2 separate regions of the Homo sapiens genome follow, and region 1 is linked to region 2. The links are chromatin loops, found by intact Hi-C in ENCODE. Cell type or tissue: endothelial cell of umbilical vein. All regions are shown on one strand. Links, peaks and the distances in the headings refer to the core of each region. The heading gives the core; the rest is flanking DNA. Region 1 overlaps METTL25 (methyltransferase like 25). Region 2 overlaps METTL25 (methyltransferase like 25).

Region 1 (16,358 bases), core at 3,196-11,195, 68 kb before region 2:
TCTAGAGATCGTTTGGCCTAACTCATTGTCTCAAAAAAAAAAAAAAGGTAGCTTTTGGAGTTGTATTACCCTTGTAATTTTTTTTTCTTTTTAAAGAAATTCTTCCCCAAAGAAATGTATAAATAGGCTGAGTGCCGTGGCTCACGTCTGTAGTCCCAGCACTTTGGGAGGCCAAGGCAGGTGGATCACGAGGTCAGGAGATTGAGACCATCCTGGCTAACATAGCGAAACCCCATCTCTACTAAAAATACAAAAAAAAATATATATTAGCCGGGTGTGGTGGCAGGTGCCTATAGTCCCAGCTACTCGGGAGGCTGAGGCAGGAGAATGGCATGAACCCTGGAGGTGGAGCTTGCAGTGAGCCAAGATCGCACCACTGCACTCTAGCCTGGGTGACAGAGCGAGACGGTGTCCCCCCCAACAAAAAAAAAAAGAAAAAAAGAAATGTATAAATAAAAGAGATAGTAGAGTTCTTTATAAATTTAAATCCTTGTTTGATAGCTGACCATTGTTTTACCATTTTTTAAATGGGAAATTTTTCTTTTTCCCAGATATTTTTGGATTTAAGGGAATCTAGTGTACCTTCATTAATTCTTTTTCTTATACATGAAATTAGTAATTATTTTAGACTTTCTTTTAGGGTTAAACAATCTCAATGACTTTAGTTTAACTTAAATGTAAATTTCTAGTACATTTTGTCACCTTCTAATTTTCTCAAAATCTTGCTGAAAATATATGATCAAAACTGTATACAAATTCTTTTAAGAACCATCTAAAATAAGATATACTGGAAGAATGTTTCTTGGATCCTATAGCAAATCACAATTTAATAACAGAATTAACTAACACCCCCTATTCCCCCTACCCTCTCGCAATACTTAAATATTTTACTAGTAGGATAATATGGTGACTACATATTTTTGTCTCCTAGCTGCTACTTGCTAATATTAACTAATCTTATATGATAAATACAATAAAGAATGAGGTTAAATGTTCTTTTATTTTCTTTAGGGAGAGCTAAATTAAGCTTAAAGAGAGAAATTCGTAGCTTTATTACTCTGTCCCTAAGTAGCAATAAATCTTGTCTGAATTATTTTTTACTGATGACATCATAATCTCTAAATAAAACCTATCTAAACTAATCATCAAGAAAAGCAGAGTAGCTGTATAAACCTCTATAAACTGTGCTTTGAAAAGGATAGTGCTTGAAGCAACTGAGTGTTCTATCAGGTCAAAACCACTTACAGGCGTAATTTTTTTTTTAGTAAGTTTGATTACAGCTGTCTTTTATGTCTAGGACATAGGCTAAAATAACATTTTAGTAAAATAATTTTTAAAAATGTTAGTGAAACAATTATATGCTGACAATAGTTATAAAAATGTGTTTGAGAAACAAGTTAATACTTAACGTTATTTTGAATTTGTAATTTAAAGTAAATTACAATGATAAAAAAATGGACAATGTTTTCTGAATTTTATTATATGGTAGTGTACTAAGTCATTTACAGGGATTAGTTTACTTAAGTTTTGAAAGAACCCATTGAGATGAAGTACTGTTATTATCTCCATCTTACAGTTGAGGAAATCAGTTTCCTCAATTTGCTTTCCAAATCACACTGTGACAGAACTTGAATTTAGACAGGCTTTTTCCCGAGACTGTGCTCTTAATGACTGTACTACAGGTTATGCAATTAGTTCATTAATAACTATTTCTTTAACATCTCTTAAGTAAACACATGTATCTTTAATATTTACAGCTTTAAGATTAATTTTAGTTGGTATTATAAAGTACCAACTAAAATTAGTTGATGAGTAATACTTTAGAGAACACTTTGAGAGACATGATGATTTAATTTTAAAAAACTAGAAATTAATATACCTATATTCACAGATTTACACTAAAACATGATCTTTACATTATCATGGTTTGAGTGTCATCTGGAAAATTGAGAGGCTACTATTAGAAATTTTTTAGTTCCAAATGGTAAAAGTATGTGATTCTAATAGGGTACAGGTTTTCTGTATAAATTTTTTTTCTTACAAGTTTCTTTTTACTCCTACTTTAACTAAATTTTTATGAGTCATGTCAAAGACAGAAGAGTATTATTAGTAAATTCAACTTCAAAATGATTGTTGAACAAGATTCTGTGCATGTATACATTTGTACTCATTGTGTATGTGTGTGTGTACATTTAAATTAGGCTTTGGATAATTAGAATAAACATTTCATAGGAGAATTTTAAATACGATGTATACTATAAAATTTGGAAAAAATTTTTTAATTAAATTTTATATTGTCATAGTTGATGCGGTGTATAAACTAAGCTTTTTGTTGTTAAAGTAGAAATACCAAGTTTACAACAGTTATTTATTTTTTATAACAATATTTTATAAGGTTTTGATGGGCAATCTGAGACGTGAAATTAATTTCAAAAATTAATATTATGGTCAAAGTGTGATATAAATTTATAACAAAGCACAGGTTTGGTCTAGAAATACATGTTACATTTGATTAGTCCAATTTTTGCTTTGTCTAGTTGTTAAGCAAATATTAGTTGTAAAATGGGAGAAAATATAAACAGGTAAATAAGTGAAATCACTGAAAAAAATTCAAAAGTTGTAAAAAGAGATCACAGTTATTTTACCTATAAAGAAATAATTATTACTATGAAAATAAAAACATAGAATACTTTCTAGGTAGAATTTGATAATTATTAACAGCTTTACATATTTTAATGGACGTTAAAGTTGAAAGATTTAATTTAATCTTTAAATCATTAAATCATTAAAGATTTAATGGATGTTTAAATTGAAAGATTTAAAATCTTCAACTCATGCTGTGGGCGGTACAATGTGCTTGTAGTCCCAGCTACTTGGGAGGCTGAAGCAGGAGGATCATTTGAGGCCAGTAATTTGAGTCAGTAGCACGTGATATTCGTGCCTGTGAATAGCCACCACAGTGCAGCCTGGGCAACATTGCAAGATCCTGTATGTAAAAATAAATAAAAATTTTAAACAACCCTCTTTTTAATTACCAAATTTTATTTTTCTTCTTGTATTTTAAAGGATTGTTTGATGGTGGGTCTCCACACTTGTGGTGATCTGGCTCCAAATACTTTGCGAATATTTACCTCCAACTCTGAAATCAAGGGAGTTTGCAGTGTGGGTTGTTGCTACCACCTCTTATCTGAAGAATTTGAAAACCAGCATAAAGGTACAAGTTCCCCATGTGTCATAATTTTTATTCATTTGAGCATAATGAAATATGCTATTTCTATTTTCTATTTCTCCCCGTTTTTTCGTCATTACCATGATTTGGATCAGCATTTAAGATAACATCTGACTTACTTGCACTTTTAGTGTTACGGTGTTATTGAAATTTAATGCATCACCACCTGTATATTTGTTATAGTTTCTTTGGTCATAAAATGGGCTTAATGAGTGCTGAAGCCTTTGCAAATATTTGAAAATTTTATGTGATACATATTTTAGAGAACTTCTGTTTTAAAATACTTGTGAAGTATACATTTACTGAGTTAGTAAAACTGAGTTATTTTGTTATGAATATTGAATTTCAAAGTTTGCTTTTGTTTCCAAAGCCTTTTTTCATATCTGAAGGAATACTGATATTTAAAAAAGAAAAAGTTCTTTACTGTATTTTGAAGAGTCAACATACCAAAATTTTAGAAAACTTTAAAACTGTGTGATTGCATTAAAATAATAGTATTCAAACTATGCTACCTGTACTTAGAAGGTGCTGATGAGCAGAGTATGGAGTAGGTTTGCAAGATTTGAAGCACCCCACATATTCATTCAGAGCAGCTCCTGAAATAGCTGTTTGCTCCATTTTACATGTTAAATCTTTCCATAAGATATTGTAAAATATGATTTCAAAACTGCTGGTTCAGATTAGATGGTTATTTAGTATACTAATAATAGTAGTTCGTTTTTATGTTAGTTTAATGATATCTTTATCTGTGTCCTTGCTAAGAGTTTTAGATCGGGAATTTTTAGGTTACCAACTTTTGTGTGCATTAAGATGGTATTGGTTGATCTTTTCTTAGTTTTAAAACCCAGATTAATATATTTTAATTATTTCTTATTTAGTCATGCCCAGGAGGTAAACATTGTAATTGTTTAATTTTATTGAAATGTGACAAGGTGAAACAGAAACCATTTTTAGAATTGGCACACATTTTTACGAAATATAGTTAATTAAATTATAATTATTTTATGTCAGTGTTTTGACATTTTTATTTTAGGAAAAGTATGAAATAGTGAAATTATGACTGTATAGAGATAGAATGAAAGAAAGCAAATTAGCAAAAATTTAGCACTAGTTTAATTTAGATGGAGAGTATACGATTGTCATGCTATTATTACCAACTCATTTTTTTCTAAGTACAGAAATTTTCAAGACCAAAAATTAGGGTAAAAAATGAACTTAGAAAAAAAAAGTATTTCTACTAAATTATATACCCACATATTTACATTATATTATAGTATTTTTATGTATCTTTTCTGAAATAAATGAAAAAATACTTTAATGCAATCACAGTTCTACAGCTTTTTAAATGTTCTGTGTATAACATTTTCCTTAATTGGCAGTAGGGTAAGATTTATGTAGGTAAGTGCTTCCTTTTGGGGTTTACTATTTGGTTGTTAGTTCAAGAGTTTCCTGTTCTGTAGGTACAATGAAATTCAATTAATAAATGGCTCAATTTGGGGACAGGTGTAGACACTTTGTGTGTCATTAAATTTAGAGACACTAATGCCAGCAATTTGGGAGGCCGAGGCAGGCAGATCACCTGAGGTCAGGAGTTCAAGACCAGCCTGGCCAACATGGTGAAACTCCGTTTCTACTAAAGATACAAAAAATTAGCTGGCCATGGTGGTGGACGCCTGTAATCGCAGCTACCCTGGGGGCTGAGGCAGGAGAATCTCTTGAACCCAGGAGGCACAGGTTGCAGTGAGCCAAGATGGCGCCATTGCACTCCAGCATGGGCAACAAGAGCAAAACTCCATCTCAAAAGAAAAAAAAAAAAAATTAGAGTCACTATCCTTACACTACATTTTAAGGTCTTTAATTTCAGTTACCTGCTTCCTTCTTTCACTTTATCATCATTGCCCCCAAGGATGCCTTCCCATTCCAAGGGGCCTCCCTCTCCTCTTCACGCAGTGCTTTCTTAAGACTGCCATCTCTGGTCAGACCCTAGCAGCCATCACTCTGTACTGTGAAGTCTCAGAGGTAGTCTCAGTATTTTCCCACCAAAGATGAACCCTATCCTTTTTGGCAATGTAGTCTACTCTCTCTCACACTCTTTTCTGCACAGTTGCACCTTACTCTTTCTCCAGAGTGATCCCCAGAGCTCATTCTGCTGGTTTAGGATAGTGTCTTTCCTAACATATTTAAATTAAAATTTGTTGCGTTGCTGTGGATTGTGAGCAATTTTATCTCTTGCCTGTTTTTTTGTAAAATATGTAAATAGATTCAGATTTAGGTGACTATCATTATTTTATGGTAACCAGAAGGTGTCATTACTGCCTTTTTTATCTGATGTTGGATTCTTCAATCTCATACTTAAAAAAAGTAGCAGAAGTTACTTGCCAGGATTGAAAAAAGAAATTTAGTTACTCCTTGCTAATCCATTTTAAATCAGCTTTCCAGTACGTTTTCTAATAGATTATTGCTTTAAACTGTTAGCAAATATTCACTGGTCATGTATTCTAACTAAAATGAATTTGAATAGGGCATGTTAGATAGAGAGGGCTTTGAAAAACCTAAAGGAAGAAAGAAGCAAGATTGTGCATCCACATATTGTCATTGCCATTTCTTTCCTGCAAATGAAAAATTGGTAGATTGATTAGTCTTGAGAGGCACCAGATTCCATTCACTTTTGTATCTTCAGTACTAAGCACATTCACTCAAACGTGATTGAATAGATGAATGTTTGTATAATGTGTGTCAAAAACAAGTAACTAGGAATAGAAAAAAAATCACTGTTTTCCTGCCTTGGCAGCTGCATTTTACACACATAAGAGAGTATGTTATTGCACTGAACAAACATTTATTGAGCAGCTACTATTTTCAAGGCACTGTAGTTGGTACTTTATGTAAAATAAAGGGAAATGGGGGAGAGGCTCATAAAAAGTCAATAGTTATGGAAAGAGATAGGAAAAATAGATGACAAGCAGAGTTCAGTTCAACATCATCAGTGCCAACTGTGTTCCACTCTGTGCTTAGTGGTGGAGATACAAAAATGAGATATCGTGTTCACCCTTAAATAATTTCTTTAAAAAGCCCTCAATCCTAGGAACCAGATAATCCTTATTAGTAATTTTTTAAAAACATTGTTTTTTTGTAAAAACTATTTAGAATAGAAAATTCAAATAACAAAGGAAAAGAAAATACAAAGTAAGTCCCCGTACCTATATTGTTTTTTTATGTATCTTTCTAGAAAAAAAGTACATATACACATTCTATATTCTTATATGTTTTAGGCAAACAAATGTATAAACTGTTCATCACCTTTTTTCCACATAATATATTTTTTATAGTCTTTCTGTATCAGCACAGAGAACGTTGCTTTAGTCTTTTTCATTTTGCAAGGTGTTTAATATATTGTATTTTATTTATTCAGTACTAAATAGTTAATACTTGCTTAAGGCAGTGGTACTCTTCTTTTAATAAACCAAAATTTAGTGAACTGTTGAGCAGTTCAATGTAGAGTTTAGAGAACATAAAATATGGCACTAGTGTTCATCTTTGTTTTCTTTATCATCAAACATTAGTTTCAAAATAATATAGTAATTGCTATAAGACAGGGTATTACATCTGTTATCTTACAGCAGAGTAGCATGTAGCTCAGTCTGTGAGGGGTTGAGGGTATATTCCCGTGTGGTGATATCCACTGTGTCTTGAAAGATTCAGTAGAGGTTAATCAGACAAGGAAGTAAGAAGTGTATTGCAGGCAGAATAAACAAAGGCATGCAGTGATAGATGTTTAAAATCAAGTTTTTTTTTTTCTCTTTGACTTCATAGTCACTTTTTCTCATTGTAATTGTCTTTTCTTCTGTCTTATTCTTGCTCATGTCTTTCATAGAAGCAATTATAATGATAATCCTAATGTCCATTTCAGTCAGTAAAAAGGCATGATTTTTATTGACCTCCTTTCACATTTAAGATTACTCCATAATCTGTTTTCCAAAAATCTCTTCTTGGTTCTCTTAGTTTCTTTCTTTAGTACTTGGTCATTCATAAAATCATTTTTGAGTCTTCTAAGGAAATTAGTTGAAGAGAATAGCTCCAAACTTTTGCACACTAGAAATGGAAGCCTCTCAGTTAACAGATTCTCAAGCATTAGTCTTGTATCCTGCCTGGGTAAAGGCAGTTTTGTCTTCTCTTCTGAAGTTGCTGTTGTTCACTGTAGGTTTGCAGGACATTTTGGCCACAGGATTTAAATAAGAAAAAGTGTTGGAAAGGTTTGTGAGAACTGTGACCAGCAGCTATAAACTCTGAATTTCCCTCCCTATAGGAATAGTAAACTGGAAAGGCCTTCCTGTCAAAAATATCTTACCCATCAAGAATCATTGATATGATCAGGCAAACAATGCTAGGCTTCAGTGGGGAAAGCTAATAGTAATATCTTAATGTTACTTAATTTCCTGATACATACTTGAAATGAATAGACGATTGGGAGTTTTGCTTGTCAGGAAAGCAAAGAATAAGCAGGAGGAAACAGGACTGAGTGATATGATGAAATGGGCGGGGACGTATGCAACGTGAGTACCCTCAAATACTTCGGAGGTCAAGAAAACAGTTGGAAAGCCAAGAGATAAGAGAAAAATGTGGAAAAATAAGTGATAGGAATAATGAAAGTAAACTTGGTTTATATTACAGTTTTGCCTAGCCCTGGACTGCCACATTTTCTCATCTCAAAAACCAGATGGAAAAGGTAACATACTCCCTTTTCTCTTTCCAACACTCCATCTCCATTTTTCTCACTGTATCTTTGCTGTAGTAAAACAGAGAAGATGTGAACCATCCCATGAAATTTTTATAACAGTATTTCTCAATTCTAGCTGCCTAGCTGAGTCGAATTTGACACTTTTAGTGTATAGATGCCTGGACCTGCCTCTTACCTTCTGAATAATAATCTCTAGGCATAGGACTTGAATATAAGTATGATTAAGAAGTTCTATAGGTAATTCTGATGAACAGCATGGTTGAAAACAAGGTATGTATTATGATTATATAAGAAGACATGAAGAATTCTACAGGATGACTTATAGATATATGTTCAAGATTATTTATAGTTATTGTTCTTCTATGCAGAGACTTAGATGGGTCCTAGTCAAGTGCCAGTTTGCGGATTCATATGACAGGTTAAACTCAAAAGGGCCTAGGAGTGTACATCAAAGTCCAAAATGCAGAGAGCTGGAGTAACTAGACCAAAACAAAGTCCTTGAAGTATAGAGGTCAGAGCAAAAACCTGGGGAAAAAAACACAGATGCAAGAGGGCAGGAAACTGGGTCATAAATAGGGAATGAAGTTAAGTGGTTAGAAGCTAAACAAATTCAAGGAGAAAAATCTAGAACAAGTAAAGTATGTTTGGGATAATTATTATGGGTATCCCTAGATTTTTGATAGCTTACCTTTATCAATGAACAGATGTGACTCCGTGTGTGTGTGTGTGTGTGTGTGTGTGTGAAGGCAGACAGTGGCAAACAGAGTTGGTTCTGGGCTATTTAGCAGAAACTATTTTGATAGATGGAATATGGACATAGCCTTATTTTGTTTGTACAGTATATGCTATGGAGGCCTAGTATTCCATACTAAAATACAAATCTACTGCTATATAGTTTGATCATTATGCTAAAATATCTGACTTACAGAGAAAGGGGTTTATGTGCACAAAGTTAGCATATTTCCTGTAATATATCAAGCACTAGGTTCCATGGAGTTATATCTCTGAATGGTCAAATATGTCATGTGTCCTTCTCTTAATATCTTACACACCTTCACCCTCACTTTATTTGCACAGCTGTTTTTAAGTTTGAATTGGGGCAGTGTTGCCCTTTGGGATGTAAATTTGAGTTATTAATAGTCTAGCATAGTACAGTAGAAAATTCTGGTATGTACATTGCTACTTTTTATGATGATATTTACTATGTAAACAATATATGTTTTCCATGAATGTGTTTACCCAATACAGTGTGGTAGACCATGCAGGTAGTCTGTCATGAATGTCAGTTTTCAAAAATACCGCAAAGCTCTATGAGCCATTGTGAATACTGAATTTATACCATATGTTTTAAAACTACTTTTAAATATTTTTACATTATAAGCCAGTTGTCCCTAGGAGAACAAGAAATACGAGAAACATTTTTATTGCAGTCCTTTATAGAGTGTCTGTTTGGCCAAGCTTGATTAATGTTTCAGTATTTTGAATATTGATTATTGTAATAATTAATTTGAAGTGTTTACATTATTTCTTCTTCTAGAAGTTTTGGAGATAACTTTTTTGGGTAAATACCAGTATAACTTGGTTGTTTTCCTGATAAAAGGTATAAATAGAGGAAGCACTACTAGTTACCAATTCAGATCCACACATTTTTTCTTCTTTGCTAACTGAACCATGATTTTGTTAAGGAATCATCAGTTGCTACTGGGAGCAACTCTTGCCAGGGTGCAAATTTGTGACTGATCTGCTCCTTCCCTGCCTCCTCCCAGCCTAGTAGACCCAGGGCATCTTCTAGTATTGTTAGTGCACTCCACATTTGCACAGTCAAATATCAGTGGTGTAACCCTCGAAAGCCTGCAGGCTTAACTTCATGTTTACCCCCAGCCTTAATATGATATGGGATAAAGAGGTGATTCTCCCAAAGATTCCTCCATTTACTTAAAAAAAATAAAAAACAGTAGAGGGTCACGAATCATCTTTTGATGGTGTCTTTCAATCTGGTGCTGCCATTTCTGTGTCAAACAGAAATTTGTCAAGGGTGCATGATACCTATCCTAGTGTAGATTGTTTCTTAAGTTGTATCATCTCTGGAAATTGTGAGGGAGAAGGCTGCATATATACATATGTAGATCATTATCTTTACTGTTGTTGAGGTTTAAAAATTGTTCCTTTGCTTTAAATTTAGAGGTACTTCATCTGAAAAGGTGTCTAGAGGTTGAAGAAAAACGTGTTGAGCACATCGTTTGAACATATAACATACTGTTTAAGCTTACTTAAACAAATATTCTATATATGATATTCCGTCATATCAAATATTCTATATATGGTACTAAAACTGCTAACATAACATTAACCAGTTAATATCAGCACTAAATCATGTATTATATCATAGAGAAATGTATGACTAATGTCTTAGTCCATTAATGGCAATGAATTAATCCTATCATTGAAACAATGCAAACAATTGCTGTCTTTTCAGTAAAGATCTGACAATATTTTCTATCTCATACAATATGTATTTTCTTAAACAAGACTATTTACTGCTATGGGCTTTTAATGCTGGAAGTTTGGAGGATATTGAGGAATAAAGCATCATTTCTCTTTTCAAAACAGCATGAATTTGACTTCCGTTTCCAGCAGTGTGAGAGATGAGATTTTTCTGAGTGTTCCTCCTGCTACAGTTCAGCTAGATCCTGGCTAAATTAGAACACGTATTTTTTTAGGCATTGCTGAGTCCACACAAAATAAGGGAAATCTCTATGGATCAAGAAGAATTATAAACAAAAACTTTTAAAGAAGAGAATGGGAAGAGGGAGGAAGAGGAGTTGAGACCAAAGGAGGAAACTATGAGCCATAAAGTGATAGATAGTGTTGTTCTGAGATAAATGCTGGTCACATTGAGATCTAAAAACTAATAATGGTCCCCAACTAATACGGAAGCTGATCCTGAAATGTCCATACTAAGCCATACCCTTGAATGAGACAAAGCCATCTTCAGTCTGTCTCATGCATAAGCAAATTCAAATCCTTTAAGGGAACTACTTCTTAAATTCAGGCTCTTGAAATTTCAACAGATTAAAATCTATTAAATATGAGCTCAAATCTTAGAAAATCCCCACTAAATCATAAGATACATGTGGCTAGATATCTTGGCTGACCCTCCTATTATATTGAACTAAAAATGCTGAATACAATTAATTTTTCCTAGAAGCATTGAAAAGCTGGAAACATATATCTAGTCAATATATACAAGAATGCTGAAGTCCTCAAAGATAATGGAAACACTGAAGCTACTAAGGGTATTTGTGTACCATGGCAAACTTGAGCTTTAATAATTTCATAATTAGAAACCACAAAGGTGGGAACAAAAATAAGGGTAGCAGTAGTAGGAAGAGAGTACATTTGAAAAATTCAAGAAGCATTTAAGATTGTTTAAAGGAGATAAAGGAAAAGGGATTATCAAGGATTATTATCAGGTTTCTGTTTTGAGCAGCTGGGTGGGTGACAGAACAATGTATATGATAGGAAACACTAAGGGAGAATCAAGTTTTGGGGCAAAGTTGGAACATGTTTCTTTAATGTTTTTGTTTCATTCCTACCATTTACCATAAAGTGGGGTATATAGCAAGCAGTCAACAAAGGAATAACATATGAAATAAAATTATAAATGGTAAGAAAAAAAAAGCACTGATTCAGCACTGGTCAAAACTAAAGAAGAAACAAAGGTATTTGATGAGACATCTCCAGAAGAAATAATTATATTGACATAAGTAATTTGAGAATTCAAGGTACTTGTTTGGCTTTGCTCTTCTTAGCAAAGATAAGAAACAGAAGAAGGTTAGAGAAAGTTTATATTCCATCAACCACTGGAGCAAAATGATCAAAGCATACTACTCTGGTGAGACAAAGGTCTTACTTAACTTTAAATCTACACAAAGTCAGATTCTTTTGTGATTATAAATTACAATTCCACGCTTCGGTATTCCTTGAGAAGGAACAAGATGCTTCCAAATTAACTAATTTTTAATAAAGAATTATTTAACTTTACAATTTAATAATTAAGCTTCCTATTAGCTATGAAGGTTTATTTCCTCTTCCAAACGTGCGATCTTTAACCACAAAGCATATAATGACCACAAAAGTTACTAAACATGTTTATGGAAGAACATTATGTTTGTTCTCTTGGTTATAGTAGTAGTTTCACATATTTTTGAGTCAGACTCACATTAAGAAACACATTTTACAACACTACCTGGTATATAGAGAAATAAATAAAACTAGTACTTACATTTTACAAAAAAAATAACTGAACTCTTTTTCTTTTTGGTTAGTATTTTTTCCTTAATAGGTACTTAATCTTATAACACATGCATTCCTGTTGACAATCTTATTCAGTTCCTTTCTTTCAAATTTTATAAAATATTCATCACAATCTATTCAATTGATTTCATAAGGCTTTAATGGGTTTTGACTAAGCAGTGTGATGGTAAATGTTTAATGGTTGGCTCTGCCTCTGAATAAAAACCCTAATGTGTAGTATTTCCTCATTCCATTGTGCAAGTATACCTAATGTGGTCAGTTTCAAGCTACCAACCTGATGTCAGTAAATGCTGGGTTGGCAAGAGATGCACACAGTCAGCTCCCTCTGGACCCAGTAAGAGCCAGCTTTTCCATTCCACTGGCTTTCACCTACAGTTTGTAAAACATCGCTATATAAATTTGTTTGTTCTTACTAACTGAATTTGCTCATTTAAGCTGCAAATCACCTTAACTGTGTTATCCTATGTTTACCAAATAGTATTTGGCATATATCAGATGCTAAATATATATTTTTTAAAAGAATAAGTTTCTTTTGACAAGTATAAAAGAATATTTATGTCCTTTTAAGTTTGTTCCTATTTCAGACATTGAACTTTTCACATAAAGGCTCCAGTTTCTCAGTGGAATCTCACAGGGATTTTCCAGATTCATAAATTTCTCCTAAGTTGAAGAGGAAATATTTTACTTTACTTACTGTTGTGCCCCAGCATTGCATGTTTATTACTATAATTTTTTTCTAATAATTTTAACATAAAATTTTAAAAAATAAAGTTTTAAAACAAATTATGTGATTGATTATGCTTCAAAATAAATCCTTGAAGAAAAGAAAGATTTAAAAAACAGTTGTATGTAATTGATTATATTTTAAATTAATTCTTTTCGGTGACTCTCTTTTGGCCTTCCTATAAATCATTAGTATTTTGTCAAGAATCTGGAGATTGAGGCATGAACATTTTTTAGCAACTCCTAATTTAAACCATGAAACTAAAATGAAGACTTTGAAATGATGAGAACATAAGAGCCAATTTAGTAACAACAACATTGGGCCATAAGTATCAATAAATATTTATTCAACATAGAATATGCTGAGATTTAGGAGACACTCAGCAAACTAAGTATGCACCCACTGCCCACTTTGCTAGATACTGAAGATATCTAAATGAAACATTTTAAAGTAATATATAATATAATAAATAGGTTTTGTTACAGATAAGACAACTGTAATACAGTTTGATAGGTACTGTATTAGAGTTATGTATAAGTTACATTCCAAGCATAGAGAGAGTGATTTCTAGATGTCCAAGGGAGTGCAGAAACACTGCATAGAAGAAAAGTTGCTTTGACCGACTAGCGTTCTCCTCTGTCTCTGCAGTATTGTGACCTGGATCGGTTAGCTTTTGTGGATCATCTGTAAATTAGTGAAGCAAGAGAGGGGTTAAATTAGATGATCTGTCTCTTCTGGTTCTGATGATACCATTCTATAACTTGAATGTAGCTTTCTGAAACATGCGTATTATTTCAATTTAACCTTATTTGTATTTATCAAGACATTTACTTTTAGTATCTTTTTTTTCTTACTTATATTGGGTTTGCATAAATAAATAATAAATAATAAATACTCTACTTTCCTGCTATGATTCTGCATTTGGATGATAATAAGAAATTTTTGAAAATTATACTTTTACATTTATACCAGTATAATAATGGCCATAAATGTTGTTTCTCCCAGTTTTATATGTTTGGGTTTTAGGAAGTAAAACTAGCAATAAAAAATTTATAACAAATGTATATATATATATTTTTTCTTAACTATATTAATATTAATAGTGTATTAGTTTGTTCAGTAATTCAGTGAGGAACTATCAGGATCTATCTCGGCTTGAATTAAGTTTCTGGTGTGGCTAGTGTAGGTATTGTTCTTTGCAATCCTACAGTAGATGAGTAAACTTTACTGCCAGCCTTGTAGATTCAGCTGTTTATAAGCTTTTGTTACAATATCACATTACTCCTCATTGTTCAGCTGGACCTATGTCTCAGAAACATTCTTGCCAATTAATATGAGATGAATACAGAGATTTCTAGATGTACTTGGCATTCTGTGCACAATTTACCTCACTCTGACAGCTGTATGTGATCTTCAGTCAGCTCTGTGTTTTCTAGAATACTGGCGCTGATTTTATTTTTGCCATGGGGCATGTTCTTGCTGCCTATAAGTAGTTAGAAATGGAACTTCAATATATTTTGCTTATTTTTTTCTTTAATTTGCACCTCGTTATTTTTTGCGACTAATAGAAAGTGGTTTTTGAAGCGCATGCAGATTGGATTTATTCAGCATAAAAAAGTTCTCCCTGTGTTCATGGTAAATAAAAGAAGCCAATAATGTGTTTAAATCCAAAATAGAAAATGAATATGTCCACTTAAAAGAAGTAGTAAAGAGGAAGAGTTTATACTTTGTATATAAAGTAATATGAAAGCAAAGTTGACAAATTCTTGTCAGAGAGTTGACAGTCAAATTAATATAAAACAGGTTTTTAAAAAACTAGATTATAATCTACTCATTTTATATATAAATCGAGATTTTGATACTGTAGCTAAGCAAATAACCTTGAAAAATATTTTGCTATAGCGTTCTCATTTCTTTTTTCCTGTGGTAAATAAATTACCAGAAAGTTGCCTAAATTTTCTTCATTATCATCCATCTGACACAATGTGTGAAATTTTTATTGGTATGAAGTTACAACATCATCTGTAATATTAGTATAAAAATTATCTCAGGTGTTCCATATGTGTCTCATTATAAATTATTTTATCAAGCATAAAGTTTTGCAGCAGAGGGAACCTGTCATACACAGTGAGAAACTCCACTGGGAAGCTCCTATCACAGTGTTTGCCAAACCAACACAATGTTTTCCCTCAGCACCTGGGTTTTGCCATTGTATAGTCATGCATAAAAATACCAGGACAGTTGTATCTGGACTGATTCATTAATAAAAAATGTTTTAATGTAGATATGACTCCATTAAAGTAATATACATGTCTTTTAAAATTGGGTGTTTATTTTCTTCTTTATATACATCACACTTTATATACATATACCTTGAGATCACATTTCCAGCCTGCGTTTTTAACCAAAGGATAAGTGAAATACTAGTACATTGATCATATAAAGGAATTAGCAGTGGAGATGAGAAGTAGAAAAAAAGGATATTGTAAATCGGGCTATATATACCTGGTGTATTAGGCAGGGTGATCATACACATACATGTAATTAGATTTACTAAGAATGGGCTGACACAATTATGGAGGCTGACAAGTTCCACAGTATGCTCTCTACAGGCTGGAGACCCAGGAAAGCCAGTGGTGTACATTCCTGTGTGAGACTAAACGCCTGAGAATCAGGAATGCCACTGGTGTAAGTCACAGTCCAAAGGCAAGAGAAGACGGATGTCTCAGCTTATGCAGTGAGGTAGTGAGGGAAAGAATTCAACCTTTCTCTAACTTTTTGTCCTACTCAGACCCTCAATGGGTTTGATGATGCCCACCCATACTAGGGAGGGCAGTCTGCTTTATTCAGACCTCATTCAATTCAAACACTCATTTCTTCCCAAAACTCCTTCACGGGCCATCCAGAAATAATGTTTAACCAGATATCCGGGCATCCCATGGCTCAGTCAAGTTGACACATGAAATTAACCGTCACACTTGGCGTGGCCCAGTAGGAAACAAATCAGAGATAATAAATTTAATCATTGTATTGTAATCATTACCATTTTACTATTACCAACTCTCTCCGTTTGTATTTTCTGGGAAACAAAACTTCATACATAGAGTCTATATCTCAGTGATTTAAATTGAAGTTACAGTCTGGTGAAGGCAGAAAGAAAGTAGCAGTAGGGGCTCAGTCCATATTTATGGAATGAATTAGTTAATTGCCATGAACATATAATCATCGTGCTGTGATTTTCTTTAAATGTCTTGAATTCTAGAATCGTTAAGTATCTCCTTTACAATTTGAATCATTGTTGACAACAGCACATAAACATTATCTTTTTAAGTTACTTTTTACACCCACAT
Region 2 (16,358 bases), core at 3,000-10,999:
CTACCTTGCATCTATGATGGAGAGGTGTCATCTATGTGCTGGGGCTGAAGGATGTGCCCTATATTTGGATCCTCAGATGAAATTGTCTGGATTAGTAGATCCCATGTCACCTTTTAGAAGCAAATGTGTTAACGGGAATTACGTACCTTTTGAAAGGGAATGCCTTCTTAACTATAGAAAATGCAACCGAAACTGACAGTGGCTTGTATTGTTGCTATGTTGTGCACAGGGGGTGGTTCAGTGACATGAAAATCACCCTGTCATTGGAGATTAAACCAGCCAGGAACACGAGTATTCCCATGTCATCTGGAGTCTCTAACCTCTGCTTCTCCAATGCCATCACCCCTGCAGAGCCATGAACCAGTAGTTATTTCACCTTCTCCAACTCAGCCAATAGAAACCTAGATTACAACAACAGAAACCCAGATTACAACATTACAAACAAGGACAAAACCCACCAACCCCATTGTACTCTTACACAACACATGGGAATGGCACCATGACACATTCTTCAAATTGCCTTTGACATAACAATCAAACTCATGTCCCCAGCACAAAATCCACAGATCGCCACCATCACTAAGGGGATGTCTATGGAAATCTGTATTTCTGCCTGGTGTTTCTCACTTTTTTGGATGTCAACATTAACATAAAGTATTTCTACATCATCTGCAAGATGCTGCAACTGCATGTGGTTCTGTTGAGAGACCTTCTGTGTTAGTCTGTTCTCACACTGCTATAAAGAACTGCCCGAGACTGGGTAATTTATAAAGGAAAGAGGTTTAATTGACTCACAGTTCCTTAGGGCTGGGGAGTCTTCAGGAAAATTAAGATCCATTGCAGAAGGGGAAACAAACACATCCTTCTTCACACCCCAATAGGAAGGAGAAGAATGACAGGTGAGCAAAGAGGTGAGCCCTTTATAAAACCATCAGATCTCATGAGAACTTACTATCATGAAAATAGCATGGGGGAAACTGCCCCCATGATTCAATTACCTCCCACCAGGTCCCTCCCAGGACACGTGGGGATTATGGGGACTGCAATTCAAGATGAGATTTGGGTGGGGACACAGCCAAACCATATCACCTTCTAATTGGAGCTTTGCAGAGTGCAGGTGAAAGACAAGTGCAAGCAGAAGATGATATCTATATTATTGAGGTTAATCTTTATGTCATGGATTAAAATGGTGCACTTTGAGGTTTTATGCCCATCACTGTAGAAGACAGTGACCAGATACTACCATCTGGTCTGACAAGACATACTTTAAACTCCAGGATTATTTTTCTATGTCAGTTTCATCTAACATTTCAAGATGTCAATGGTATTGGGTAGAGTGAGTCTCTAGCTCAAAACTCTGTGTAGTCAGCCTCATTGTTAATATAGTTCTCATTTTTTATGCTAAAACTGACTCAGTCCTTCTGATCATTGCAGAGTTCCCTCTCCAACATGAACGCTTTAGAATTGTATGTTCTCTTTAGACTCCACAAATCTTGTGTCCATCAAAGACAATAATCACTGACAATGTAGGAAATGACTTCTATCTTGGCCACCAAAGCTGCTGAGAAGACAGAAATAGGATTTAAAAATCAAATCTGATTTGAGACTTTATTTGAAAGAAATTCATGATTATTTCTTATTTCTATATTATAACTCCAAATGTTACATTTCTTAGGTTCCTGCAAGGGTTCCCAGTGAACCCAGGTTTTTATTTCATCCATGGAAATAAAATAGGAGGTAGTCTCATTTGTCTGTAACAGGTGTATTTGTTTTCTCATGGCTCTGGAAATATGATGCATTCAGTACTTGATCCCTGGATCAGGGTAGCTATTTTACCAGTCAAAAGAAGTGAGTATGGACCAAGTAGAAACTAGGTGGAGAAAATCATTTGCCATGTGATTAAACACTTTTATGCTGTTTCTACTATGTTTGTGCCACAATACTAGGCACTACAGTAAACAACCAGCAGGCTCTCTCAACTAATTTTTACAGGGCAGAAATGAAGAAGACAGGGCAGAAATGAAAGGGAAAAGAGGAAAGAATAGGAAAAAAAAAGCCTTTCTGCCTTAGAAAAGTTACATTGCAAGTATTATAGTGTTTGAAACTGTCACTAGTTTCAACCCAAATTCTAAACTTGTAAATGCCTTCAAACCACTTATATATTTAAAATTGTTTCAGAAAGTTGAAGGGTCTTTTTCATATCTAATGAATTATGGTGTTATTTTTCACAATTCAATTGTGAGGCTTATTGTAAAGATACCTTCAGTTACCAGTATAATTGTTGAGAAGTATAGATTTGCGAGGGCTAGGTTTGTCAGAAGAGAAACATTTCTACATGAACAGTTAAAGCTGGGCATTAATTTCTATTTCAATTTGAGTAAACCCTGAATAATTCATGCTTGGGGTTTAGAGGTGCTCCCATCATAATGGTCTAGGAGGACAAGATGCTTGCTTTCAAAGTGAACATTTTCAACACTGTTCTGCAGAGGTCTAAGAAACTAATAGATCCTTTGAATGAAGGTCCTATGGGAAAATAAAATTGTGACTCATGGTATTTCACATTTCCTAAATGAGACCAGCCTGATCTGGCCTAAATATTTTTTTCATACTACAGTGTTTTCTTAAATTGATGCAACATGCATAAACCTGGGAATTTGAAATTAAAGCTCAGATTTGTAGCTTCTCTGAAAAGACTTGGCTAGATTAGTCTGCATTCCTGTGTGGTCAGGGCCCCACTAGATGGGGCCACATTCTCTAGCCCTGCCTCCTCATGTTTGTTACCTGCCTGGTGCCTACAGGGCTTTCAGTTTATGGCACCTGCCCTATTCTCTATACCTTTCCTGGATATTTATTATGCATGATAAAGCCTCTGGGAATATGGTTGGCTTTGTTTAACACAGCATTGCCCAAATTTGTTTGAACACATGAGCACAGTGACTAGTAGCATTCTGTGAAACAGAATATATAGAGACTTAGGGTACTAAACAGGATTAAGAATAGGGTGAGAGTTCTAATCCTAACTCTTAACAGTAACATTAGGGCACATTGTTCTTTATGTCTAAATCTTTTTCATCTATTAGATGTAATCATTTCCATACCAACTATGTCATATGATGGTAACTCCAATAAAATGTTACTTGTGAAAACCATTATAGATTCTGAAGCAGTTTGGAGAACTTATTTAAAAATACTATAGAAATGCAAAGTGTTTTCTCAGTAGATTTCATAATAATAGCAGATCTAGCATTAGTTCTCAGTAAATCATTTCAATGGTGTTATATTCATAAGTCTCTTGGGTATCTTTTTAATAGTTTATTTTTGAAAAAGTTGATGAGAAATTTTCCTGCCCTCTTACACCGTAAAAAATTGTCAATAACTGAGAGAGAGAATAGATAAGAGGGAGAAAGGGATAGAATTTACTTAATATGAATTTTTCCTATAAATATATTAATCTTATAGATTGCATTGAGTTTTGTTTTTTGTTTTTGATTCTTTGAGACGCAGTTGAGATTCCATTACCTACAATCTGTCTTGGGACATTGGGACATTGGTGTAATTAAGACTGTATATTTAAACCTAAGAAGTTTTTCACATCTTTAAGAAGTAGCAGAGCCAATTGTTCACTTATGTCTATAAAGATGAAATAATTTTGTGAGTACATAAAAGTGTGAGAAACTCTTAGTGGTTGTCTAGGTTCATTTGTATGTGCACTCATCAATAACATTTTTTTGTTTTTTTCGTTTTGAAAAAAAATTCTTGGGCCTGGCGCAGTGGCTCATGCCTGTAATCCCAGCACTTTGGGAGGCCAAAGCAGGCAGATCACGAGGTCAGGAGATCGAGCCCATCCTGGCTAACACGGTGAAACCCCATCTCTACTAAAAATACAAAAAATTAGCCAGGCGTGGTGGCGGGTGCCTGTAGTCCCAGCTACTTGGGAGGCTGAGGCAGGAGAATGGCTTGAACCTGGGAGGCGGAGTTTGCAGTGAGCCGAGGTCCTGCCACTGCACTCCAGCCTGGGCAATAGAGTGAGACTCCGTCTCGAAAAAAAATTATTCTGCTTGGTCTGTTCTGTTATTGAAGCTCTCAATTGTATTTTTTATTTCATTCCTTGAATTCTTCAGCTGTAGGATTTCAATTTGGTTCTTTTTTGTATCTATCTCTTTAATTTCTCATTCTGGATTTCATTGACTTATCTATTTGTACTGAGTTTTCTTAAGATTATTATTTTTGAATTATTTTCTCTGGCATTTTGTGTCTTTCCTTATAGTTTGGTTCCACTACTAGAGGATTACTGTGTTCCTTCGGAGGTATCATGTTTCCTTGCTTTTTCATGTTTGATGTGTCCCTACATTGGTTTCTATGCACTCAGTGGAAAAGTCACATCATCCAATTTTATGGAGTAGGTTTCGTAAGTAAAGGCTTACTCATATGAATGAGTTTTGGGATATTAGTTGGGTGGGGTACATTTGCTGTGGTCCTAGGTGGATGCAGTAGTGTAGTGTCCACATAGATTCTTCAGATGCAGTCCATGCTAGTGGCATTCATGAGTGTCTCGGTGGCCTAGGCTGAGAGAGTTGTGGATAGTGGTGGGGCAGCTTTGCTAGGCATGGCCTCACTGTGCTGTTTCTCAGGTTGAGGGTGCATGCCTGCATATCATGGGTCAGCCAGCTTGGAGCTGGCACTGGGGTTATGGGGAGTTACTCTGGCTGGGAGTACATATACACAGTTGCTTAGCCAGCCTGGGGTGTGGCTGCCAAGAGCTGCCCACAGGGATGTTTCTCAAGGCCTGGAACAGGAGCGCAAGGCTCTTCAGCTGACCTAGGGCATGTCGGCCAGGCCTCTCCAGGGGAGGGCTGCTTCTCAAGCCTGGGATGTAGGCACACAGCTACTTGGCTGGCTTGGAGGCTTGTATACTGGGGATGGTCCCCAGAGCTATTTCTCAGGCCTGTGTCATAGGCCCACAGCTGCTCAGTCAGCCTGGGTGATCGCCCTCCAGGGGCAGCCTGTAGGGCTGTTTTTCTCAAACCCTGATTGAGTGCATTGGGCCTTTGGGTAGCTCAGCGGGTGCAGCACCACAGGGCTGTTTGTACATCGTTGGTTGTGGGTGTATACTTCACCTGGCCTCAGAGCATGTCAGTTGTTTGGAGGCTTCATGGCCTCTCGCCCTCAGGAGAGGGCACGCAGCAATTTTGCCAGTTCAAGGGTAGGTTTACACTAGACAGGACTGCCAGACTGCTTTTGTGTCTGGAAGTGAGTTGGTTTCTCTGCTGTGTAGGACCAGAGTGACAGCCAATCCTGGACCCAGGCCCCATGCAGCTTAGGTTGTGGCAGTCAGCCACCCATATGGGCTTGGTGGAATGAAGATAGAACCCCAGTGGTGTAGAGGTAGTGTTACTGACTTTCAGAGCAGGGTGCACTCCTGATGTTACTCTGGTCTTAAGATGGCTCTGTGCTGTAGAAGCTTGGCATACAAGGCTAGGTGGGAGTGGGGAGTGCGCGCATTGTTCTCCTAATCTGGGACAATGCAGCTGTGAGGGTTCCTGGAAGCCCTCCAAACTGGGCTCACCATTTATGAGGACTATGACATTCTCTTGTAGAAAGGATGGTAAGTGTTTGTGGTAGCAATGGGGGCTGGTAGTGTTCTTCTGCTTACTTTTTCCCTGTAACAGGAAGTTTCTGCTGCTTTGGGGCAGATCTCATCCAATCAGAGAAGATGGAGTTACAGAGGCTAGGTGTCTCCAAGCTGCCCACCTGGACTTCTAATCACCACAGGTGCATCTGCACTTCCCTGCTGCACTCCAGTGCTCTCTGTTCAACACTCCAATCAAATCTCATCTGTATATTCATTGCCTTGTCTCTTTCTTGTATGGGGGAACTGGCATCAGGCATCTGTAGTCAGTCATCTTGCTAATGTCACTTTGCGTTGTTATTTTTTTTTTCCAGGTATTTCTGGTCTGCAGATGATTAAGTCTGTGGGTACAGAACCTGCAGTTAGAGAAGGCCAGCTGTATACTTCTTATGCGCTTGTAAGAACAAGGACATTTTTAGTTTGATTTGGTTTGGTTTTTTTTACACACAGGTTTGCATATGGTTTCACTGTTTGGGGTTCTCCCTTGGCTTTTTTGCATCAAACATACTTACAATGCATAGTCTATGATATCCAGTTTTGGATCTCTTAAAACAACAAACTTTTTTTTTAATTTTACAGTAAAAAGGTGTTCTCACCTTTTCTTTCCAGAATATACTCAAAAGCAACAAACAGAATGAGAAAGAGAAACAAAACTCTCTTTGACAATATCAGAAGGAATTTGAAATCTTAAACTATGTATATTACAAAGTATAATGAAGGTAAAAGAGGGATGCAGAAAGATGCCAAGAGGAAATGCCCACGGTTACAGATCTCAGACAAAATCAACAGAACATAGTTCTCTAAAGTGTCATATCCTGAGGAACAAAATCAACAGTCTCTAGTTTGAAACAAATACAACTGGTGACCAGCATGGTGCTTCCCAATTTGGCACAACAGAAAAAAAGAAAATGGAGCACCCAAGAAATCATATTGAAGAAATACGTTTTCAGGGAGCAAGATAGGAAAGATTATGAGTTCTGAGTTATCTTACAACTGCTGATCTTCAGATGGTAAAGGAGAGAACTAAAGGCTGTAATTCAACACACGCAATTTTGTGAGTTGAGAGTTTCTGCTACCTTGAAGTTCAGGCCTGGATTTAGTCCAATATATTCTTCTACAAAAGTTTGCTCCAGCAGGGACTCATTTGATTCAAAAAATGGCAAACTTTTAAAAAGGATGGGGAGTGTGTAATCTGCATGGGTTCTGTACAAAGTGGGAGAGTTTTTCTGGAAGGCTTCACAAGAAATTGAATGAGACAGAGCCTTACTTTCCACTACCCTTTATAGTTTTTTAAATTCAGAAGAAATTTAGTGCTATTGTGAAAAAAAAAAGGACTTTGAAAAAATAATAAATTTATTTAAACATTTGCAGATAAATCTGAGTACAAGTCTTTTCAGATTTTTACTCATTTTATCCAGCCTTTCATTTGTTCTGACCACATTTAATTGACAGCAGTTTCTTCTGGTGACTCTGCTTTATCAGGCTTTTCTGTCCAGGGGAGGGCTGCTTTTTTGCAAAAATTATAGAATCAATTTTTCCTGTTGCTTTCATATTTCATTTGTTATGTAATACTTATTTATATGATAGGTTGAGTATTCCTTATCTGAAATGCTTGGGACAGAAGTGTTTCAGATTTCAGATTTTTTTTGAAATATTTACCTTATATACTTACCATTTGAGCATCCCTAATCTGAAAAATCCAAAATCTGAAATGCTCCAATGAGCATTTCCTTTGAATGTCATGTTGGCACTCAAAAAGTTTCAGATTTTGGAGCATTTCAGATTTTGGATTAGGGATACTCAACCTGTATATTATGACAATAATGTAACTGGCATAGCAAGTTTAGAAATAAATACAATTGACTCAGTAACAAAGCTCATCTAGCAGGAGCAAAAGCACAATTGAACTAGAGAGTGGCCTGCTAAATACAAGAGTTCAACATACTATAGGTATTTGTTTTAGAAAAAGAAGAAAAAGAAATAAAAGTAATTCTCTCTGATGGATTTGTGAAGTGCATGTTAGAAGAAACTACCTTAAGTATGAACATATGCCATTGTGTTCCTCTTGCCTTTGAATTTTGCTCAAAATGTCTTGTTTTAGATACAGTGTTGTAAAGTTTAATTTTAGTCAAAAAATGTTTGATCTCCTCCTGTGTGTCCAAAGCATAATAACAAATGAAAGTAAATATTTCCTTCTTAGTTGTTGAAATTAAACAATATTAATGGGATGTTGCTGGTGGTTTTATTTATGATGTGCTGCATAACCTATATCAGTGTAAAAATTTTAAGTAATTTAGAGTTATCTTGACTTGCTTCATGAATATCCTTAGAGCGAGTTCTTCAGACACCTAAGGTTGTATTAAATTGATGTCATGTTTATTTTACTTTAGGATATGTTTGACAAGGAAAAATATTTTTAAACTATCGTTAAATTTATTGTTGTTTTTTATCTTGAAGCTGCCAGAAAAAATTATAATGAACTACTACGAGAAGTATAAGCCTCGAATGAATGAGCTGGAAGCTTTTAATATGGTAAATCTCAGAGTTAAGCATATTAAATTGGATATGTTGCTAGACTTGAATAGGGTCCTATTAAATTTTATTATGGGCTAAGCAATCTATGTTGTTTTTCTCTTACTGTAGAAAAACTGTTTTGGATCATTTCCTATTTCAGGACTATATTAGGTGTCAGTAATGTAATAAAGAGAACACATGGTAGATTTCTCTTAAAAAAGTATTATAAATGCACAAAAAGTTTCAGAGTCCTTTGAACACATATTGGTCCCAATGCAGTTATTTCACAAGCATTCCTTTTAATGAACTTCATTCTTAGTACCCCTTTAAAAGCTTTCTATCACATATGACTGCTTGTTGGAGTCTACCTCACAGTCACTTAAAGGACATTCTTTTCCTATTATTAAAGAAAACCTTTTGATCTCTGAAATATTCATTTTCTGAAGATGTACCTGGATTTTGGAGATTCAGCCTATATAAACTTCTGTAGATACATTTATTTAAACATAAGTTTAAGGAAATAAGCTAGTCTTTTTTTTTTAAGTACCACCAACCTACCTATCTAATTTTTTTATTTTAGTTGAAAGTTGTACTGGCTCCCTGTATAGAGACTTTGATTCTTCTGGATCGACTTTGTTACCTGAAAGAGCAGGTAAATTATGTTATTTTAAAATACACAACAAATATCTTATTAAATACAGTAATATAGAGCCACTTATATCTAGGATAAGAGTCTTTCACATAAAACTAGTAAGAAAATTTTTCTCATTATATTTTCATAGTTTAAATGTTCATTCCATCCCTTTTTAAACATATAAACATATGTACAACAGATGTTTTCAGCAAAGCTGCTATAATAAAGTTTACATTCTTTTAATTGTATGGTAATTACTATACATAGGCAGTGAACATAAACTGCTATATATGAAATATTGTATAGCTGAAATTTATAAAGGCTAGACATAAAAGATATTGTATAAGCGTTTCATTTTGTAAGAATTTGTCTTTTAATTCACTTTTGGAGTGTTGGCCATATGGATTCTGCAGAATAGAAACTTCTTTCTGATCAAGGAAGATTCCTTCTGTTTTTTTCACAATCTTACTTATCTATGTTAAATGACAAAAATACTGTCTTTTGGGTTGTCTTTAAGGAAAATATTTTCTGCAGATTCTATTATGAGCTATGCTCAAAATAAAGTTTGGTGAACTGTTTAAATTAAACCCATTCATGGACTCACCGAATGTTTCCGCTATAAACTCTTTAACAGTTTTATTTTGTCATATGGGGAGCTTTACTTTCTTATTTTCCTAATTGGAACAAATGCTAATTGAAACAAATGGATATTTAAAAATGTTTGCTTTGTTCTAATTTGTATTTTTATGGAGAAAGGCAATTTTTAAATATGTAAATAATGATGTACTTTCCTAAGCTGCCAGCTAACTTCAAGTCACTGGAAAGCTTTGGTTCCTAAGTTAGTGGGTGATAAAATCAGTACCTATTTTACTAGATTCTCACATCCCTTTTCAAAACAATCTCCATTGACCTATGTACAAGAGGTAAGCAAAACAATGTGCACAAAGATTAATAGGTTGTAATGAAATGATAGAAATTATAGAAATGTTATTTTTAATATTTCAATTAATATCTTATAAAGTAATGCACATTTATGTTAGAAAATTTAAAATACAGGATATATAATAAAGAAAATTAAGAGTAGTCATAATCCTACCTTTTATTTAATAGCTTCAACTATTAGATTTTTAGTATATTTAAGGAATCTCTCAAATATATATGGTTATAACATATATAGTGCATATTATTTGTACTTTAATTAATATTAGAATAAAATTATAAATGCAGTTTTACATCTAATTTGTTTTATTTTATTCAGAATTTCCCACCATATTAAATGTACTATAGAAAGTGAACATTTCATCATAAAATAATTTATTTAACTAATACTCATTTGTGATTGGCCACTTCCAGTTTTTCACAACCGTAGCAAAGAATAAACTTGTAATTCACTCTCTATGTACATCCTTGTTTCCTCAGCATAAACTTTTTTGAAGGTGTAATTGTGAATGTTAATTTTGTTTAACAAAGCATAAGAATTTTCTGTGAAACAGCTTTGTTTTTATGTATTTTTTATATTACAATATATAATCCAACTCGCGTCTAATTTTTTTCTTCAACAAATGGTTGTATATCTAAATCACTTATTAATTTACAGGAAGATATTGCATGGTCTGCTCTTGTGAAGTTGTTTGATCCCGTGAAATCTCCCAGATGTTATGCTGTTATTGCCCTGAAGAAGCAGCAGTGATTTCCATTGAAGCAAATTATTAGATGTATTTCTCTATGAGACCTGTTGCTGAGATTGCTTTTCTAAACATATATGTCCTGTTATACAAAAATTTTTAAATGACTGTTATGTATTTTAAATAATAAAATAATGGCTAACAACAGAAGGTTATAATCCATTTTTCCATTGTCAAAGCATACATTAATAAAAGAAGAACCTGTCATAATAATATAAAACAGTTGACCTACATTCCTGAGTTAGTACATCAGTAGAACATTGTAATCTACGTCTTAATTCCTGTTCAATATTTAAGACCCCTTACATTTGCTACAAATCACATTTTGATGTATTGAATTAAACGTAGATAAGAGGTAAAGGTAGCTGGTGCGGAAGATCATTTGCAATTTCTTCCACATTTTAGAAGGGTTTTTCTGTTTTTACCAGGAGGGAAAAAATCTGCACTTAAAGGGAAGAAATACCCAGGAACCAGGTCAGAAATTTAAAAGTGCCTCATTTAAAGCACATTTTACACTGGGTTTTAATCTAAGTACATGGGATATTCCCTTAAAGAAAGTTGTATCTTATAAGTAAGATATTCTCTTTAGGGATTCTTGAGGCAATTTATCTTACTAAAATAAAGTGATGGGTTGGCACTTAATGTAATTACTTTATGCTCTGTAAAAAGCCAATCTGAGTAAACCAAGAGTCAATGGAATGAGGCCAACACTCTGCCCATTGTGAAACAAGTTCCTTTCATTAGCAGAAAACTTGAGGATTCTAATGCATACCAAAGAGATGAAGAACTGGGATAAAGCTTCCTTGATCCTCAACTAGAGAGATTTTATAAAATTTTCCAAAGCAAAAAAAGGAACTGCTTTTTTAAATGTTGGCATCTATCCACGATTAAGAAGAATAATTATATTTATTTGTATTGTAATATAAATATTGAGTTTACAGCCTCAGGTGATCAGGTTCTTTGTACAGAGAGTACAAAGAACCTGGATAATCAGGTTCTTTGTAGAGAGAGTACAATGCTTAGAAAATAAGCCATTTTTAAGCTTTTTTTTCCTGCAAAATTTCAAACATATCTAGAAGTGGAGAGTAGAGTATAAGGAATCCCCATGTACTCATCACAAAGTGAATAATTATCAACATTTTACCAATTTTGTTTCATCTATACACACATAAACATGAACATGCACACCCCACCCACACATACCCTAGCTGGAGAATTTTAAAGCAAATTCCAGGAGTTCGTTATTTCTAACAGTTATGGGGTTTTGTTTTGTTTTTTCAAAATAACATCTATAATTGTCCCCATTCATATATCTGCAGTTGGCTGAAAAATTCTTTATATCAGTTTCTTCAATTCAGAATCTAAACAAATTTAACACATTTGCATTTGCTTGATGTGTCTCTTAGGTTGTTTTAAATATATGATGGTTTCCCCTCCAGCTTTAAAATTTCATATCATTTTTATTTATTTAAGAAACCAGGTAATTTATCCTATAAAATACAGATAGATTCTGTAGGATAAATTTCTAGATTTACCTGATGATACCCTCAGAGAGCCATTTAATACACCCATCCCAAGTATTTCCTAAAAGCTGGTAGATCTAGAAATTTATGAGAGTTAAGTTATTATTATGTGTTTGTTTATTTTTGTCTTTTGGCAAAAATACTTCATCGTTAGTGTTACGTACTTTCTATTGCATCACATCAGGAGACACATCTTGTTTGGCTGTTCCATATTTAGTGATACTAAGATTGATCAGCAGCTTCAGTTGTTTTATTTATTCAATATAAAGTTTTCCCATTAACCTTCATCTAAATGGTCTTAGCAGCCAATGGCAGTGATGGAAAACAGGAAGAAAGAAAAGAACCAGACTGTGAGTTCATTTGTCATATTCATACTGACTGCCTAAGAATCCCCCTCAGTTTCAATTTGTCCATTGCATTCTTCTAAATGTAGCCGCCTTGTTTCAGCATGCTGTGATTTCCTCATATTGTTGACTATAAGAGTAACTATTTCAGGAGCAGAAAACCTTTTCAGCCAACTTTTTTCTTTTATAATTTTCTATGTAAAAATTTAAAATCCTTTCCTGGTACCCAAATATTTTTATAAGATTTATTTCTCATTATAATAAAGAAAAATACTTTATATGTATAAAACACCTTTTAGTATAGAGAAGGAAATTACAACAGGCCGGGCACGATGGCTCATGCCTGTAATCCCAGCACTTTGGGAGGCCAAGGCGGGCGGATCACCTGAGGTCAGGAGTTCCAGACCAGCCTAGCCAACATGGTGAAACCCCGTCTCTACTAAAAATACAAAAATACAGGCGTGCTGGCACATGCCTGTAATCCCAGGTACTCGGGAGTCTGAGGCAGGAGAATCACTTGAACCGAGGAGGCGAAGGTTGCAGTGAGCCGAGATCGCATCATTGCACTCCAGCCTGGGCGACAAGAGCGAAATTCTGTCTCAAAAAAAAGAAAAAAAAAAAAAGTTAATTACAACAGTTTCATTAGCAAGGCAACTTGATTGTAATTTCCCTATGTTTTAAACAGTTGTCAGAAATTACGTGTATCCATTAATGGTTTCCATTTTTATTAATCAGTTAAATGTGGAATGCAAGCATCAAATCAACATGACATAACTGCATTCATCACACTGAGATAACATTTCTACAGAAAGCAAAGAAACAGAGTATTTCAGACTGCAGCTTTGTACACATGAATCCCTTTGCAATGGTTGTAGACTCCCATCTCATAAAAACTGCACTTTGAGAACTAGTTTACAGTTTAGCCAAAGAATGTGGTGCCTAGGCATGAGCACAAATTCTGATAATTAAATTCTGAGTGAACTAAATCATGACAGTGCTTAACATCTCAGAGCCTCATTTGTAAAGTGGGGTTTTATTTACTTTTATTTTATAAACATTTATTGAATGCCTACCATTTGTCAGAGATTACGCTGGGCATTGACAGTATGGAGACAAACAGTATTCCACTGTCTTCAAAGAGCCTACAGTCCAGTGAGAAAGATAAAAAATAAAAGTATTAATTACAATAGTTACAATAGTCAAGATCAGAACTGAAGGGTTCAGGATATAGGTTTCTTAAGGGCATCTTCAAACGAGTAGCCAAAGGGAACAGGGACTCAGTAATAGTAGTAGTATAGTTTTGACTCATGTGAGCTAAATTGTTTTGTATCATTGAGTAAGTCACTTAACTGTTTAGTGTGCCCCAGTTTTCTTATCTGTAAAAAGAACAATAAATAGAACTCACTCTTAAGATGGTTAGGAAGATTAAGTGTATGTTATTGAACTACCTGAAAATGCCTCCAGAAAAAGCTGCTAATGAAGTAAAACTAAGCTTTTTATAACTCACTGCAGTAACAGAGGGCATTGCCTTGGCAGTCTTCACAGTGCAGCTCAAGGGGGAAATTAGGGGAAGATATTTATAGGATTTGGAGGTCTGGGTTCAAAGGTAGAGAACAAACTGGGATTTGAAAAAGTTTATGACAGAAGAGATTAGGATTAGCATATATAGCAATGCACGGGTCTTGAAGCAAGTGTTGATAAGTAAATTGTTGCGTGGTAAGTGAATTCTTTGAGAAGTGGAGAGGATTGAGATAAATTAATGTATAGGAATTTTCCGAAGCAATGAAATTACTTATTGAGGTACAATCTTATTCCTATGCAAAGTTTTCCGTTAAAAAAGAAAAACAACAACAAATAAATCAGATAAACACAGGTGATTTCAGTTCTTAAACCTAGTATCTCTGTCATGCTGATGCAGATGTTTACATTTCTCAATGTAAAGCACTTAATTCTACATAATGCATAGTGTAAAAGTAATAGTTGTGTTTGCTAAATTTTCTAGAGAGACTAAAATGTGAACTTAACCATATTTATAACATTGGTTTCATAGGAAAAAGTGTTGTAAATTCTGATTAAACAGCTTACAAATGGATTTTTAGTATCCCCATTTAAAAGCTGAGAATTCTTTACATTTAAAAGTGAAATTGCACAGCCAACATCATACTGAATGGGCAAATGCTGGAAACATTCCCCTAAGAAGAGGAACAAGACAAGGATGGCCACTTTCACCACTCCTGTTGAAAATAGTACTGAAAGTCTTGGCAAGAGCAATCAGTCAAGAGAAAGAAAGAAAAGGTATCCAAATAGGAAAAGAACAAGTCAAGTTAGCTATGTTCACTGATGATATGGTTCTATACCTAGAACACCCTAAAGACGCTACAAAAAGGTGCCTAGAACTGATAAACGGCTTCAGGAAAGTTTCAGTATACAAAATCAATGTACAAAAATCAGTAGCATTTCTATACACCAATAATGTTCAAGCTGACTAACAGCCAAATCAAGAGTGCAATCCCATTTACAATAGGCACCTAAATAAATAAAAACACCTAGGAATACATCTAACCAAGGAGATAAAAGATCACTACAAGGAGAACTACAAACTGCTGAAAGAAATTGTAAATGATACAAACAAGTGGAAAAACATCCCATGCTCATGGATGGGAAGAATCAATATCATTAAAACAGCTATACTGCCCAAAGCAGTCTACAGATTCAATGTTATCCTTGTGAAATGACCGATGTCATTTTTCACAGGATTAGAAAAATGTATTCTAAAATTTATATGGAACCAAAAAAAGGGCCTGAATAGACAAATCCAAAGCAAAAGGAACAAAGCCAGAGGCATCACACTACCTGACTTCAAACTATACTATAAGGTACAGTCGCCAAAAGAGCATGATACTAGTTCAAAAACAGACACATAGACCAACGGAACAGAATAGAGAATCAGAAATAAAGCCACACACCAGTAACTGTCTGATCTTTGAGAAAGTTGTCAAAAACAAGTAATAAGGAAAAGACTTCGTATTCAGTGAATGGTGCTGGGATAACTGGCTAGCCATATGCAGAAGAATGAGACTAGACCCCTAACTTTCACCATAAAAATGAACTCAAAATAGATTAAATATTTAAATATAAGACGTTAAATTATAAGAATACTATAAGAAAACCCGGGAAATACCATTCTAGACTTTGGTTTGGGGAAAGAATTAATGACTATGCCCTCAAAAGCAACTTCAACAAAAGATTTGACAGGTGGAACCTAACTGCACTAAAGTGCTTCTGCACAACAGAAGAAACTATCAATAAACAGGCAGCCTACAAAATGGTAGTAAATATTTGCAAACTATGCATCTGACCAAGGTCTAATATCCAGAATCTATAAGGAACTTAATGCAACAAGCAAAAAACAAACAACCATATAAAAAGTGGGCAAAGCACACGAACAGACACTTCCCAAAAGATTTACAAGTGGCCAACAGCAAACATATTTAAAAATGCTCAACATCACTGATCATCAGAGAAATGTCCATCAAAACCACAATTAAATACCATCTCACACCAGTCAGAAAGGCTATTACTAAAAAGTCAAAAAGCAACAGATGCTTGTGAGGCTACAGAAAAAAGAGAACACTTATACATTGTTGGTGGGACTTTAAGTTAGTTCAACCACTGTGGAATGCAGTTTGGAAATTTCTCAAAGAACTTGGAACTACCATTTGCCCCAACAATCCCATTACTGGGTATATACCCAAAGGAAAGTAAATTGTTCTACCAAAAGGACAGCTGTATTCATATGTTCATTGTAGCATTATTCATAATAGTAGAGACATGGAATCAACCTAGGTGCCCATCAATGGTGGATTGCATAAGGAAAATGTGGTACCTAAACACCATGAAATACTACACAGCCATAAAAAAGAATAAAATCATGTCCTTTGCAGCAATATGGATGCAACTGGAGGCCATTATCTGAAGCAAATGAATGCAGGAACAGAAAACCAAATACCACATGTTCTTATAAGTGGG

What was found. Hi-C counts contacts between places; a loop is a spot of excess contacts. Peaks named below come from ENCODE experiments on the same cell type or tissue, not always from the same donor. Only the 100,000 strongest peaks of a DNase experiment are listed, where the experiment ranks them.
Region 1: a loop joins it to region 2, with 2.1 times the contacts of the local background. A loop is called at or near these places in 2 of 110 quality-filtered maps.

What each region holds. Positions count from the first base shown.
Region 1 is chr12:82,399,917-82,416,274 of GRCh38, forward strand. It overlaps METTL25 (methyltransferase like 25), which reads left to right. Exons shown (of 12, transcript NM_032230.3): 5 at 3,067-3,214. Among named protein-coding and RNA genes, the nearest start is that of METTL25, 50 kb to the left of the region's middle. RefSeq lists a silencer at 1,454-1,748. In endothelial cell of umbilical vein, for the core only: no CTCF peak of the experiment used is centred there; DNase peaks (open chromatin) are centred at 6,915, 7,735 and 8,455; H3K27ac peaks cover 979 bases.
Region 2 is chr12:82,468,558-82,484,915 of GRCh38, forward strand. METTL25 (methyltransferase like 25) reads left to right here. Exons shown (of 12, transcript NM_032230.3): 10 at 8,087-8,161; 11 at 8,724-8,795; 12 at 10,375-10,682. The coding sequence ends at 10,467. It also overlaps the pseudogene LOC100421061. Among named protein-coding and RNA genes, the nearest start is that of METTL25, 120 kb to the left of the region's middle. In endothelial cell of umbilical vein, for the core only: no CTCF peak of the experiment used is centred there; a DNase peak (open chromatin) is centred at 6,434; H3K27ac peaks cover 1,918 bases.